Linked DNA regions of Homo sapiens: region 1 is linked to region 2. Evidence: chromatin contacts called from ENCODE Hi-C or POLR2A ChIA-PET data. All regions are on one chromosome and are shown on one strand. The core of a region is the stretch at or near the end of the contact, and the rest is flanking DNA. Distances in the headings are between cores, read along the strand shown. Region 1 holds the start of FLJ39095 (a long non-coding RNA gene). Region 2 holds the start of SMYD3 (SET and MYND domain containing 3).

Region 1 (6,586 bases), core at 2,004-4,503, 600 kb before region 2:
TGAGTTTTGCCTTTTTTGCCTCTTTGTACACTCTCTTTTTGTATGTCCTATCTGTCCACAATTATAGCAAGACCTGGGGAACACTCATGTGTTTTTTGTTACCCTTAGTCCAGCCATTGCCTGAGCAAGGAAGCTGGCCTTATATAAGTGCTCCCCAATGCCATCACAGGCTTTAATGTATTCACTTAAAGCTTTTTCCTCATTTAGATCTGCCTTTCCTTTAATAGGTCTAATTGCTGCCTGACATTCTGTATTAGCATTTTCATCAGCAAGCAGCTGAACGATCACTTTCCTGGCATGAAAATCTGAAATAGCCTTTTGAGCCGCATCTTACAAACGGGCAATAAAATCTGGATAAGGCTCCCTTGGACCCTGTCGAACTGAGTTAAAACACGGATAAGTTGTACCAGGGTTGTGAATTTTTTCCCAGGCTCTTAGGCATATAGTTCTGACCTGATCAACAACCTCATCACCCATTACCATTCTGTTGATTTAGAGTACCCCATGTGATTCCAAGCAATTGATCAGATGTGATATTAACGGGACGTTGGACTTGAGCATTTCTGCATGCCCGATTTGTTGCTTCATCTGTCCACCAGGTTTTAAATTGGAGAAATTCAGAGGGGGACGGAGTGGATTGGGCTAGTGCCTCCCAATCCATAGGTATTAAACGCCTGTTATAAGCCACAGATTGTAACAAGGAATGAACATAAGGAGAATTTGGCCCATATTGTCCAATTGCTTGCTTTAAGTATTTTAATATTTTAAAAGGAAGTGGCTGCCAGCATGCTTGAGCATGTTCTCTGGGCTCCTCAACTGGCGAATTAATTACCAGAAACTGCAAAGCATCCAAATCCCCCATTTCTCATGCCTGGCGAATGGATGACGGGATTGTCCCCGTGCCATAATTTGTATTTGGACCGGCTCGCAGCATTCCTCTACCACAATTAACAGGTGGTAGAGGATCATTCCCTGATCGTAATTGGCTGTTAGGCGAGCCTGAAGCTTCCCTTCGCCATAGTTATTGGTGGGGCCTGCAACAATGGGAGCGGCAAGCCGCGTCTCAGGCTCCAGTTCCAAAAATTTGTAAGGCTGAGCCGGGGGTGGCCATTCCAGACCTTCCCCTAAAGGCGAAGTAGGTGGCACTGTTTCTTTTATAAGTTTTTGGAGATTAGCATATATACCTTCCCGTTTCTCGGCCTTTTTAAAACTAGACTGTGATGGTTGATTTTGCTGATCATTAGACTCCTGATTATTAAAGTTTTCTATGTCATCCTGAAGCTCCTCCTCAGTGTGGAAGGGCTCCAGTGCTGTTTTAATTGCAGGCCACGCAGACCAAGCAAGAAGGGAATATCGTGGCCCTCTTGTTGTGCTCGTTTTAAGTCTGATCCGACCTTGTCCCAGTCTTTTACATTCATGGTTCCATATTCCGGGAACCAAAGAGAATACTTTTTTACCAGATAGAACAAAGATGGGAGATTTTGGGTACTCACAATTACCCCTCCGCGGCGCAGTAACTGCCGGACAAGGCTTCAGTAATTAGCAAACTTACTCTCAGCCTGACCCATAGTTTCCGGAGGTTACCCTGGAATTTTCCGAGCGCCCTACTTACCTGTAGAGCTTGAAGTGAAAACGTACTCGGGCGTCCTTTGTCAGTCATCCTCCACTTTCCACTCTCTGGCATTCCTTCACTGGATTATTTGTAGAGATTACCGGGAGCCCGGCGTTGGGCACCAGAGACCAGCCTGGGCAACTGAGGGAGACCCCATTTCTACGAAAAAAAAAAAAAAAAAATTAGGCAGGCGTGGTGTCCAGTGCCTGTAATCCCAGCTACTCCATGAGAGATTGGACAAAACCTGGGACCAGAGACTGATTTTCTTCTAAAATGCTTTCTCCAAAATATTTTTAAAAGAAAAGGGGGAAATTGGAAAGGAAAATGTTTTGAGCCCCCCAGATCACTAAGCTAAAGGGGAAAGTCAATCTGGGAACTGCTTAGGGCAAACCTGCCTCCCATTCTATTCAGAGTCATCCCCTGCTCACTGAGATGAATGCATATCTTATTGCCTCCTTTGGAAAGGCTAATCAGAAACTCAAAAGAATGCAACCGTTTGTCTCTCACCTACCTGTGACCTGGAAGCCCCCTCCTGGCTTCGAGTTGACCCGCTTTTGCTTCAGGTTGTCCCGGATCAAACCAGTGTTCATCTTACATATGTTGATTGATGTCTCCTGTTTCCCTAAAATGTATAAAGCTGTCAGATACAGTCAGTTTCTCTTCCAAGGTTTGGCATGTTAACTTTCTTGTTTTTTTGTTTTCGAACTCAACTTTCTTGTTCTCCATGCCTCCTTGCCCTTAGTTACTGTAAACAACCTTCCGTCAGTTCTAATCAATAACTCACATCTGTTCCCTTGGTTACCTGCTCTGCACCCATTTCTCCCTTGGAAACCGCAAGTCCCACCATTGTAACTCACATCCCCCTTCCCCCTTCCTTATTTGGGAAAATATTCACAAATAGCCAACCGGGTCAGTTTAGATCGTGCGGTCTGACCCCAGCCCATGCCAGAGGTAGGGACTGCGTTAGGAATAAAAACCCCTGCTTTCCTCTGTTCAGTGTGCTCTTGCGATCGTGATTGATGCGAGCAGCACGCTTCTGCAGAAGTAAATTGCGTTGCTGAGAAAACTTTCGCTTGAGTGCTGGTTTCACTTTGCGGCACCGAGCATTTCTCTCCAACAAAACCAAGCTGTGCTCTGACCACCTTGGGCACATGTCATCAAGGACATCCTGAGGCTGTGTCATGCATATGCATCCCCAACCTTGGCAAAATAAACGTTCTAAATACTCTTACCCCAAATGCTCAGGGAGACTGATTTGAATAATCATAAAACTCCAAGCCTGCACTCCAGCCTGGGAGACAGAGCAAGATTCTGTTTCAAAAAAATAAAATAAAATAAAAAAACTCCGGTCTCCCGCACAGAGGACACTGCGTGAATTACTCTTTCTCTATTGCTATTCCCCTGTCTTGAGAAATCGGCTCTGTCTAGGTAGCGGGCAAGGTGAACTCCCTGGGCAGTTACAGAACTGTCATTATATTGCTTCCAATTTTATATATATATATATATATAAAAGGCACAAATAGCTATAACTTGTATACAGGTTAAATGTGAATGTCCTTCTTGCATGGTCGGATCCCAGCGCAGGAAGGACGCACCGCCTACAAACCGCTAGGCCAAAAGCGGTCATTCTGACCTCATCCAGCCTCACGTGAGATCGCAATCTCCTGTCACTCAGGGCCTGAGGGGCGGGGCCTGAAGCCCCATCCAATCAGGGGCGCTGGGGTGGGGACCGTTCAATCAGGCGCGCCGCCGGAAAGGAGAGGGCGGCTTCCGGGATCTGCCTGGCGGTTGCTTTGTCTCTCCTTCGCCGGAGCCGGCTCTTCCTGTTAGTCTCCGCTGCTAGTTCTTGGCTCTGGGAGGCCCAGGTGGCTCTGCAGCAGCCTCTGCCACCCTGTGACCTGCGAGTATTGGGACATCCCTAGCTGACGCCAGGACACCCGGGAAGCCGAGGAATGGTGAGTGGACTGCGCCTGGCTTCCCGAAGTGGAGAAGAGGGCTGGTTGAAACCTGCTGTGGCGCGACTCGGGCCTCCACGCCATCGGCTCCGGAACCTGCGGACCGAGTCGCCGTGGCGTAGCCGGGGCTCAGTCCTCTTCTGTTCAGGGCCGGGCCGGGCGGGGCGGGCAGCGGAACCCCTGCATCCTGTCTGTACCTGCGGGCGCCACTTCCGCCGGCCGGAGCCCTGTCGGGAACCCCTCGCCTCCCCTATCCAGGTAGTGTGGTGACCACGGGAGGGTGATGCGGGAGAGCCCCGACTCGGTGTCTCGGTGTGCGGGGTTCCAGCATGGGAGGAGCTGTGGTTCATGGGGCTTCCAGTCCCACCTTTCTTCCCCTAAAATTAAGCCGAGGCTTTGTTAAAACGTTAAACCGTGTGTTTGAGCAAACGGCGATTCATAAACCAGGTACCGCAGTCATGGTTTGTGGTTTGGGGTCCACAGAAGGGGCGTAAATGAGAGGCTTTGATAAGGTTAATGAGGAAGCAAACCATATTCTTTTTTTTTTTTTTTTTTTTTTTTTTTGGAGACGGAATCTCGCCCTGTCGCCAGGCTGGAGTGCAATGATGCAGTCTCACTCATTGCAACCTCTGACTCCCGGGTTCAAGCGATTCTCCTGCCTCAGCCTCCCGAGTAGTTGGGATTACAGGCGCCCGCCACCACGCCCAGCTAATTTTTGTATTTTTGGTAGAGACAGGGTTTCGCCATGTTGGCTAGGTTGGTCTCGAACTCCTGACCTTAAGTGATCCGCCCGTCTCGGCCTCCTAAAGCGCTGAGATTACAGGCGTGAGCCACCGCGCTCGGCCAAAATATTTTTCTGTTTACAAACATTTTACATGAGAGGAAAGCGGAGAATAAACCATCTGACACTCTACTGTAAAAAAATCTTTGTGCCTCTCTTCATCTTTCCTAAGTGTGCATATTACCAAAATGTCTTTAGGTTGATGTCCCCCTGTGAAAACTTTACAGGGTGTTGTGTCCTCAGCCCTTGGTCTGCTTGCTCATCTCTCTGCTAATACTGTGCTGTCCTGAATATTTTTGGTTGAAAATCTTAAAAGTATGTTAGGCAAGACATAACTCTTTTTTTAGATGACTGAAAATCATTAGACATTTGTCATTTTTACTAGGTATGAAAAACTAGTTTTTCTTGCCTAAAAAAGCCTGATTTGGGAATTTATGTGATTTCACAGGAATAGCATCTGGAAGTGGTGACATTAATGTCATTTTAAAAAACATGTGCCATATTTCCTCTTATTCCATTCTGCCTTGACATTGTGCAATAGAAATTTAAAAATTGTATTAGTAAATTGTTAAATATCAATTATTGGTTTTATTTACTACTCAATTAAATTTAATAAGCCTATTCTCTCTTGGTGTAATCACATGGAATGGGCTCAACTCCCCAATTAACAAGTGACAGCACATATAAAATATTGTCTACCAGGGAAACTCATTAAACACTTAGTGTTCAGACTGTGTTTTGGTGTCTGGTTCCCTAAGCACCACTGCAGTGACACAAAATAATAGACCTTTAGCAGAAAAAGTTTTGGCAACTATATTGCATAAACCATTTAGATGCAGTGAGTCATTCTTATTACTTAGGTTGGTGGAATCCCTTTCAAAATGTAAGTTACTAATACAAACAAAGATTGAACTTTGTGAGCAGGCATTTTTAAGAATAAGTAGTCTTAGGACTGATATTATTAACTCACTTATGCACATCAGGTAGGACTTTATTATGGCAGATACTAGAAATGTACGAAGTGAAATTAAGAGGTAACCTAGCAGCACATCTTACTCCCTGGATTCTCTAATGAGATGGGTATTTCCACTTTGCTGTTGCCTTTTTGAATAGTTCAATTCTAGCATTAGTACTGCTGTGTGGGAGGGAGTATGTGTGAACAGAGTAAGAGTTGTGACAATCAAGTCATAGAATAAATGCTTGGAAATTATCAAATCATGTAAACAGCTTATGAATTGAGTATAGATTCCCAGTGCTGTCAGTCTCACCCATCCTTCTATCCACATGTGTGGAATGTTCTAGGACTCGGTGGCTTTTGAGGATGTGGCTGTGAACTTTACCCAGGAGGAATGGGCTTTGCTAGATTCTTCTCAGAAGAATCTCTACAGAGAAGTGATGCAGGAAACCTGCAGGAACCTGGCTTCTGTAGGTAAGAATGACAACACATTTCAGTTAATTACAGAAGTCTTTCCCTATCATCAGTGCTATTTATGATTTGGAATGTGGCAAGGGAATGATTTGGTGAATAAATCAGGCATGGGCACTGTGTACAGTGAACATTAAATCTAGTAATGTGTCTACAGTTTGTAATAATTCATGATAATTTTATGGGTCTGCATTTTAGGAAGCCAATGGAAAGACCAGAATATTGAAGATCACTTCGAAAAACCTGGGAAAGATATAAGGTAATTTGCACTGAGCAGAGGAAATAAAGTCCTCTGAAGGAATCTTAGCATGTCATGAACTTAAAAACAAGCAATCAAAACAAATAAGAGTCACTTGAAATTTATTTATTTTTAGAAAAATTTCACCCAAAATGTAACGTACTTCAATGTAGCAGTCAGTGTTTGCAAAAGAGTTTACTTGAAAATAGTACTACAAAACTGTGTATATGAATATTACTATTTTGGTCATAGCCATGCAGGTGGTAGCTGTGTTTTCAGTAGTAACCCATTTACTTTGAAATAATTCAGTCATGGCAAAAAAAAAAATGCATTTTCCCTGATATTGGTAGCAGTGTAAGTCCAAGACCTATTAATAAGTAGAAAGTTATTAATAAACCAACCAATAATAATGTGCTTGTCATTTTTTTACAGAAATCATATCGTACAGAGACTGTGTGAAAGTAAAGAAGATGGTCAGTATGGAGAAGTTGTCAGCCAAATTCCAAATCTTGATCTGAACGAGAACATTTCTACTGGATTAAAACCATGTGAATGCAGTATTTGTGGAAAAGTC
Region 2 (6,241 bases), core at 837-3,336:
TGTGGTTCATGTTTCTAGTGCTCCCACCAAAGAGAATCACTATGGAGGATGCTCTTGGTCCTGAGGTGAGCAAAACAGCACGCCCTGTGAATGGAGCCGGCTTCTTTCCTGGCCACCATGCTTGCTGGATGGGCCCACGGAGCAAGTGGCCTTGAGACGGGCATGGGAACGGAAGAGGCTCAGCATCCTGCACGTGCCCTTACCGAGGCTCACCAGGCTGACACCACTGCTGAGCGCCCCTCCGTGGATGAGACACTTGCACCCAGTCTCTGGGTTGGCACCATTTCCCAGGAGGACCAGCTGGCCACCTGCTGGCAGGCTAATCACACTGTGGAGGGGGCTGAGATTGGCTTTCACTGCACCAAGCCACAATGTGGACGTGGATTTGCCGGCCCTGCAGTGCACACAGCACTGCTTCTGACCAGGACACCCCATTCACAGCTGGGGATGTGCAGCATTGCGCTCCCACCTCAGGGCCTTGGCTCTGCCACCTCGACTTGGAATGTTCTCAGCTCCCTCCAGGCTTCTAGAAGCATCTGGGACACAGCTCATGGCTGGATAAGCACCCGAGGCCCCACAACCCAAACAAGCTTCCCATCCTCATTTTATTTTTTGTCAAACTTATGAAAATTTATTAAGATATGACTTACATCCCTGGTAAGTGCACAGCTTAAAAGATATTCACAGATGGAACACACCAGCCCCCAGATCACAAAGCCAACCATGCCCAGCCCCTCCCAACACCCCCAGCCCTGAAACCAGTGTTCTGACTTCTGACAGCACCACGAGCCTGCCTTTTGTACTTTACACTCATGGAAGCATAACCACCTTCATGTTTTAAAATAAATGTTTACTTTTGAAATGACTTTAGATACACAGAAAAATTGAAAGGCACTATAGTGTACTCCTACACCTTCCATCCAGCTGCCCTTAATAATGACATTTTGCATTACCATGGCACGTTTGTCCAAACTAAGAAATTTAGGCCGGGTGGGCTGGGCGCGGTGGCTCACGCCTGTAATCCCAGCACTTTGAGAGGCCGAGGCGGGCGGATCACAAGGTTAGATCGAGACCATCCTGGCTAACACGGTGAAACCTCGTCTCTACTAAAAATACAAAAATTAGCCGGGCGTGGTGGCAGGCGCCTGTAGTCCCAGCTACTCAAGAGGCTGAGGCAGGAGAATCGCTTGAACCCGGGAGGCAGAGGTTGCAGTGAGCCAATATCGTACCACTGCATTCCAGCCTGGGCGAGAATGAGACTCCGTCTCAAAAAACAAAACAAAACAAAACAAACCCCAAAAACAAAAAAGAAAATTAAGCTGGGTGTGGTGGCTCACACCTGTAATTCCAGCAATTCGAGAGGTCGAGGCAGGAGGTTCAGGTTCACTTGAGGCCAGGAGTTTGCGACTAGCCTGGGCGACATAGGTAGACTGTCTCTGGAGGAAAGTAAAAAGCATTAGCCAGGCATGGTGGCGTGAGCCTATAGTCCCATCTAGTCAGGAGGCCCAGGCGGGAGGATTGCACATGCCTGTAGTCCCAGCTACTATGGAGGCTGAGGCAGGAGAATCGCTTGAACCCGGAGGTCAGAGGTTGCAGTGAGCCGAGATCTCGCCACTGCACTCCAGCCTGGGCGACAGAGCAAGACTCCGTCCTAAAACAAAAAAAAGTTACAGTGCAAAGTACTAGTTGTGATGTCATGATGCCTGCAACTTTGAAATAGTTTAACGACAATACGTGTATACATAGCTACAGGTGGGGAGAGAGTGACGAGCAGAAATGGCAAAGTGCTAGGTTGTCTGATTTAGGCGGAGGTATATAGGTGTTCACTGCACTGTTTTCAACTGTTCCGTATGCGTTAAAATGATCGTAATACAATGTTAGAGGGAGAAAAAAAACCCCGCCTGTCTTCTGCGCAGTCGCCATGGGCACGAGCCGCACGCGGAGCCTTACGACCACCTTCAGGTCCCACACACTCCACTCCAGCCGTCCCTCCAGACTCCATCTGCGCATGCTCTTGCCCCACCGCGCCCGCCCCGCCCCTCGGGCGTACGTGTGCGCGCAGGGCGCAGGCGCGCGGGTCCCGGCAGCCCGTGAGACGCCCGCTGCTGGACGCGGGTAGCCGTCTGAGGTGCCGGAGCTGCGGGAGGATGGAGCCGCTGAAGGTGGAAAAGTTCGCAACCGCCAAGAGGGGAAACGGGCTGCGCGCCGTGACCCCGCTGCGCCCCGGAGAGCTACTCTTCCGCTCGGATCCCTTGGCGTACACGGTGTGCAAGGGGAGTCGTGGCGTCGTCTGCGACCGCTGCCTTCTCGGGTGCGTAAGGAGCGCCCTCGCCTACCTGAGTCGCGAGCTGTGTGGGGTGCTGGGGAGGGGGGGGCGTCGGGCGGCCGGCAGCCGCGGGACTCCTGCTGGATGGGGCTGCACAGGCAGCTTGGCGGTGCTGCCCCTGACGCGCGTGTGCCCGGGGGCGGGTCGCTGCTGACAGGCCCCGCCCGGACACCCCCCTAGGTTGCCGCAGCGGGGCTGGGAGGGGGCCCAGGCTCAGCCACTGCCCCCCAACCTGGGCTGCGGTGGAAATGGGAAAGCCATTGGGCAGACTTGAGGGGGAAGCGTTGTGCCGGGGATAATTTTGCTGGGAGACGAAAAGTCTGTGTGCTGGACAGTCTTCCTTGGTGCGGCTGTGGAAATCACACGTGGCGGGCGTGGGGCTGGGTGGGAGCTGGGATGAGTATAAATCAGGCTCCCCTGCAGAGGCCCCGCCGGTAAAGCATCAGGCTTGCAGCAGGTGGAAGAATCTTGATGTCTACGGTGCACCTCTGTGGTCTGGGTTGTGTGTGGCCTGGGGATACGAAGAGGAACGGGACCTCCTCAAAGAGCTGATCAAGTGAGAGAGAGAATTACAGTGTACCAGAAGGGCTGAAATAGAGGGGCAATTAATGTGCTGTGGGAGCATCAGACACGGGTCCCCCGTGTGCTGTGCCATTTAATGGCTGTGCAGGCATGTCTAACTCTTAACCACCATTCTAGATGCAGGGATTCACGTGAAGGTGTTTTGGAAGCCTGGACGCGCTGTGCCGGTGTAAAGTGCTATGTGAAAGCAATTTATGGAAATGTGTAACATACATGAATAATAGGAACTGCATTCAGTCAACAAATATTATTGAGCTTCTGTGTGCGAGGAAGAAGAGTTCTATTTTGAGATGAGTGCGATGATTTTGTGCATGGCCGCTTTTCAGACCTGCCAGTCTGAGATTTAGGTGGGTGGAGGTGGGACGGTAAGTGCAAAACTCGTATCTGTAATTTGACCATTGTTCTTACTTTGTTCTCATTTGATTCATAATTCAGGAATATGACTTTGCATTTTAGAGCTACCAAATAATAATTTTGTCTGTTGCTTTCTGAAGTAATGATAACAGCGAAAACATCTGTTCGGGAGAGAGCAGCATCTTGAAGTTTTTGTAAACTGTGTGGTTGAAAACAATTCGTTCCTTTCAAGATAGTTCTTGGAACAGAAAAGTTTTGGAATGAATAAATGGTGACAAATTGGCAATTGAATCATTAGAGCTGAAGTTGAGTCTTGTGACACACGGAATTGTGCATTTCCAAAATAAGCTACACAAACCCTTTGTGGGTGGGATGCTTGTTGATTTACCATACTATTTCATTAGTCTCATTCATTTTTCCTGTTTGCAGTAACTGGGGATTTAAGCAAAAAAGGAATTTAATGAAAGAGTTTTGGGGGAGTTCTCAGTGTTGCTTTAAAGTCTGCCAAGACTTGACTGGGCATCGGCTGAACCAAGTTAGGATTGCACTGCAAAAGTAGCTGGGGCTGGGATCTGGGGTGTATATCACTTCTGTCGCCTGATAATATTGGATTCTGCAGTAGGTACCACGAACACCATAGACACTGGACCCTGGTGCTGCTGCTGCTGCTGCTCCTTGGGAAACTCACTGTTGCTGGAGAGTGATTCTCTCAACCATTCTTCTTTGTGATACTGGCTTTTATTCAAAGTCCTCAGTGAGTGTCTTGGATTGGCTAAACTTAGGTCACTGCCTGCACCCCTAGCGCGAGGGAGGTTGAGACGGTATTTAGCCTTTTTGGCTTTTAAGATAGAAGGCAGGCTCACTCTACTTCCCACCGATAGTTATCCAGTGGGGAAATCAGCAAACATAAACATAGAAAAAGGGATATAAGTAAATGCTAAGCATCTAAACAAAACAAGCTAAACAGATTCTTCATAATGACTGACAAATACTTACTAGTATTTTACACAGACACAAAATATTTGCACTTACTTTGGATTGCCAGGATACACAGTTCACTTGTGTTGTGGTAGTAGTTGCTCTGTTTGAACACTCCCATTTTAGTGGTTATAGTGTTCCAAAGAGCCTGGTTGGGAATCACTGCAACCTGAAAATAGTGTTAGGGAAATGTTAGCGCATTGTTTGATGCAGTTTTCTGCCACTGTTGAATGCCTGTCCTTGAGGGATAAGTTTCTGTATTACTTGTCATCTTGTAAGTAAAATTTGTTTCTCTTTATTCACTGTCCATTGTGAAGTCTTTAAGAATAGTGCATCTTTCAGTTTTTGTAGCCCCAGTGTCTAACACATAGTAAGCCCTTAGTTTTAGTATGAATGTCTGGCAGAATTTTCCTCCTAACTGCCCCTGTCCTTCTGCTGCCTTCCATCTGAATTAAGTATGGAATGAAAATGTTAGTTTGTAGCAATTAACAGTTACATGGGAAAGGAAAAATCAAAATAGAATTAAAAAAACAGATATTGATGATAATTACAGTCATGCACTGCATAACGACATTTTGGTCAGCGAAAGACCAGATACATGACAGTGGCCCTGTATGATTATATCATTTTTTAACTGTACTTTTTCTGTGTTTAGGTACATTTAGATACACAAATACTTACCATTGTTTTACAGTTACCTACAGTATTCAGTACAGTAACACGCGGTGCAGGTTTATAGCCTCAGAGCAGTAGGCAGTACAGACAATACCTGCTAGCCTAGGTGTGTAGCAGGCTGTATGTACAGTCTGGGTTTGTGTGAGGATACACCATGATGTTCCTACAACAATGAAATCACCTCATGATGTCCTTAAGGGATGCACATCTCTACTTCCTTAGGCTCCAGAAACAATGGTTACCAAGTTTTACATGATTTCCTTTGCTCTAGAGCTGTTTTGATTAGTAGCTTTAGTTCTGTATACTTGTTTTTGTTAATGGAGAAAGGTGAACCTGCTTCATGGCTTATCTTACCTTTTTCCTCTCATTAAGGAATGGCTTCTGGTTTTTCCGTGTTGTGCCTGGAAAAGAAAATGAAGTATGTAAGTTGTAGAAAGAGTAAATGGCAATGAAATTATAACCTGAAATCACTTTTTTTTTTTTTTTTTTTTTTTTAAGATGGAGTTTTGCTCTTGTTGCCCAGGCTGGAGTGCAATGGTGTGATCTTGGCTCACCACAACCTCCGCCTCCCAGGTGCAAGCGATTCTCCTGCCTCAGCCTCCTTAATAGCTTGGATTACAGACCACGCCTGGCTAATTTTTGTATTTTTAGTAGAGATGGGGTTTCACCATGTTAGTCAGGCTGGTCTCAAACTCCTGACCTCAGGTGATCTACCCGCCTCAGCCTCCTTAAGTGCTGGGATTACAGGCGTGAGCCGCTGTCCCCGGCCTGAAATCACTTATATTGTCCTTCTGCCGTTGCATGCATTTTTAATTTGATGGAGGTAGAACAGGTTGGTTGACAATTGGGTATGAGTTATGTGTATTTCCCGTTTGCTTTGGTGAGTGCAGCACATAAAATTCCATTGTTATGATTGTATTTGTAAACCTTCTCACTCCCTAGTGTAGTGCTCTAAGTCTAATCTTTTTTATATCCCCAGGGCCTACCACATGGGAGATGTTAATCATTCAAGGATTAATATTTTGGGGAACTTGAAGTCGCTGTATGTTTGTCTTTGGTTTTCTCAAGTTCCAAGTTGCCTGCAGCTTCCATATCAAGAGTTACTTCTGGCAAACTCTAATGATAGTTTCTTCTGTAGGGTAAAGAGAATAGCTCATCTGGCATTAAGGCTGAGAATGAGGCTTAGTGCCTCCCAGGAGGAAGGAGGATGACTTGGAAGTAGACGTGTCATCCCTTTCAGTCCTGGTGGATTGTGGGCAGCGGGGGGACAGAGGTAGGGAAAACAGATTGTGAGAAATATGTGTTCTGATCTTTCTTGGCTGGCTA

Evidence for each region. Hi-C counts contacts between places; a loop is a spot of excess contacts on that map. ChIA-PET counts read pairs that join two places held with the same protein, here RNA polymerase II (POLR2A). Pooled maps may share reads with other maps.
Region 1: a loop to region 2 is called in a map of CD4-positive, alpha-beta T cell, with 8 times the contacts of the local background. The contact joins the promoter of FLJ39095 here to the promoter of SMYD3 in region 2. A Hi-C loop is called at or near these places in 2 of 168 maps with a recorded cell type or tissue (CD4-positive, alpha-beta T cell and naive thymus-derived CD4-positive, alpha-beta T cell) and 8 of 50 pooled maps. POLR2A ChIA-PET finds 5 or more read pairs at or near these places in 2 of 52 experiments (activated B cell and activated CD4-positive, alpha-beta T cell).

What each region holds. Positions count from the first base shown.
Region 1 is chr1:247,101,178-247,107,763 of GRCh38, reverse strand. It overlaps FLJ39095 (a long non-coding RNA gene), which reads right to left and starts at 3,253. Exons shown (of 3, transcript NR_147502.1): 1 at 2,124-3,253; 2 at 1,613-1,771. It overlaps ZNF669 (zinc finger protein 669), which reads left to right and starts at 3,408. Exons shown (of 4, transcript NM_001142572.2): 1 at 3,408-3,567; 2 at 5,651-5,777; 3 at 5,973-6,033; 4 at 6,445-6,586. The coding sequence starts at 3,565. RefSeq lists an enhancer at 3,163-3,457.
Region 2 is chr1:246,503,124-246,509,364 of GRCh38, reverse strand. SMYD3 (SET and MYND domain containing 3) reads left to right here and starts at 2,086. Exons shown (of 12, transcript NM_001167740.2): 1 at 2,086-2,311. The coding sequence starts at 2,148. RefSeq lists silencers at 1,227-1,459, 1,949-2,128, 2,399-2,448 and enhancers at 2,134-2,634, 2,635-3,135.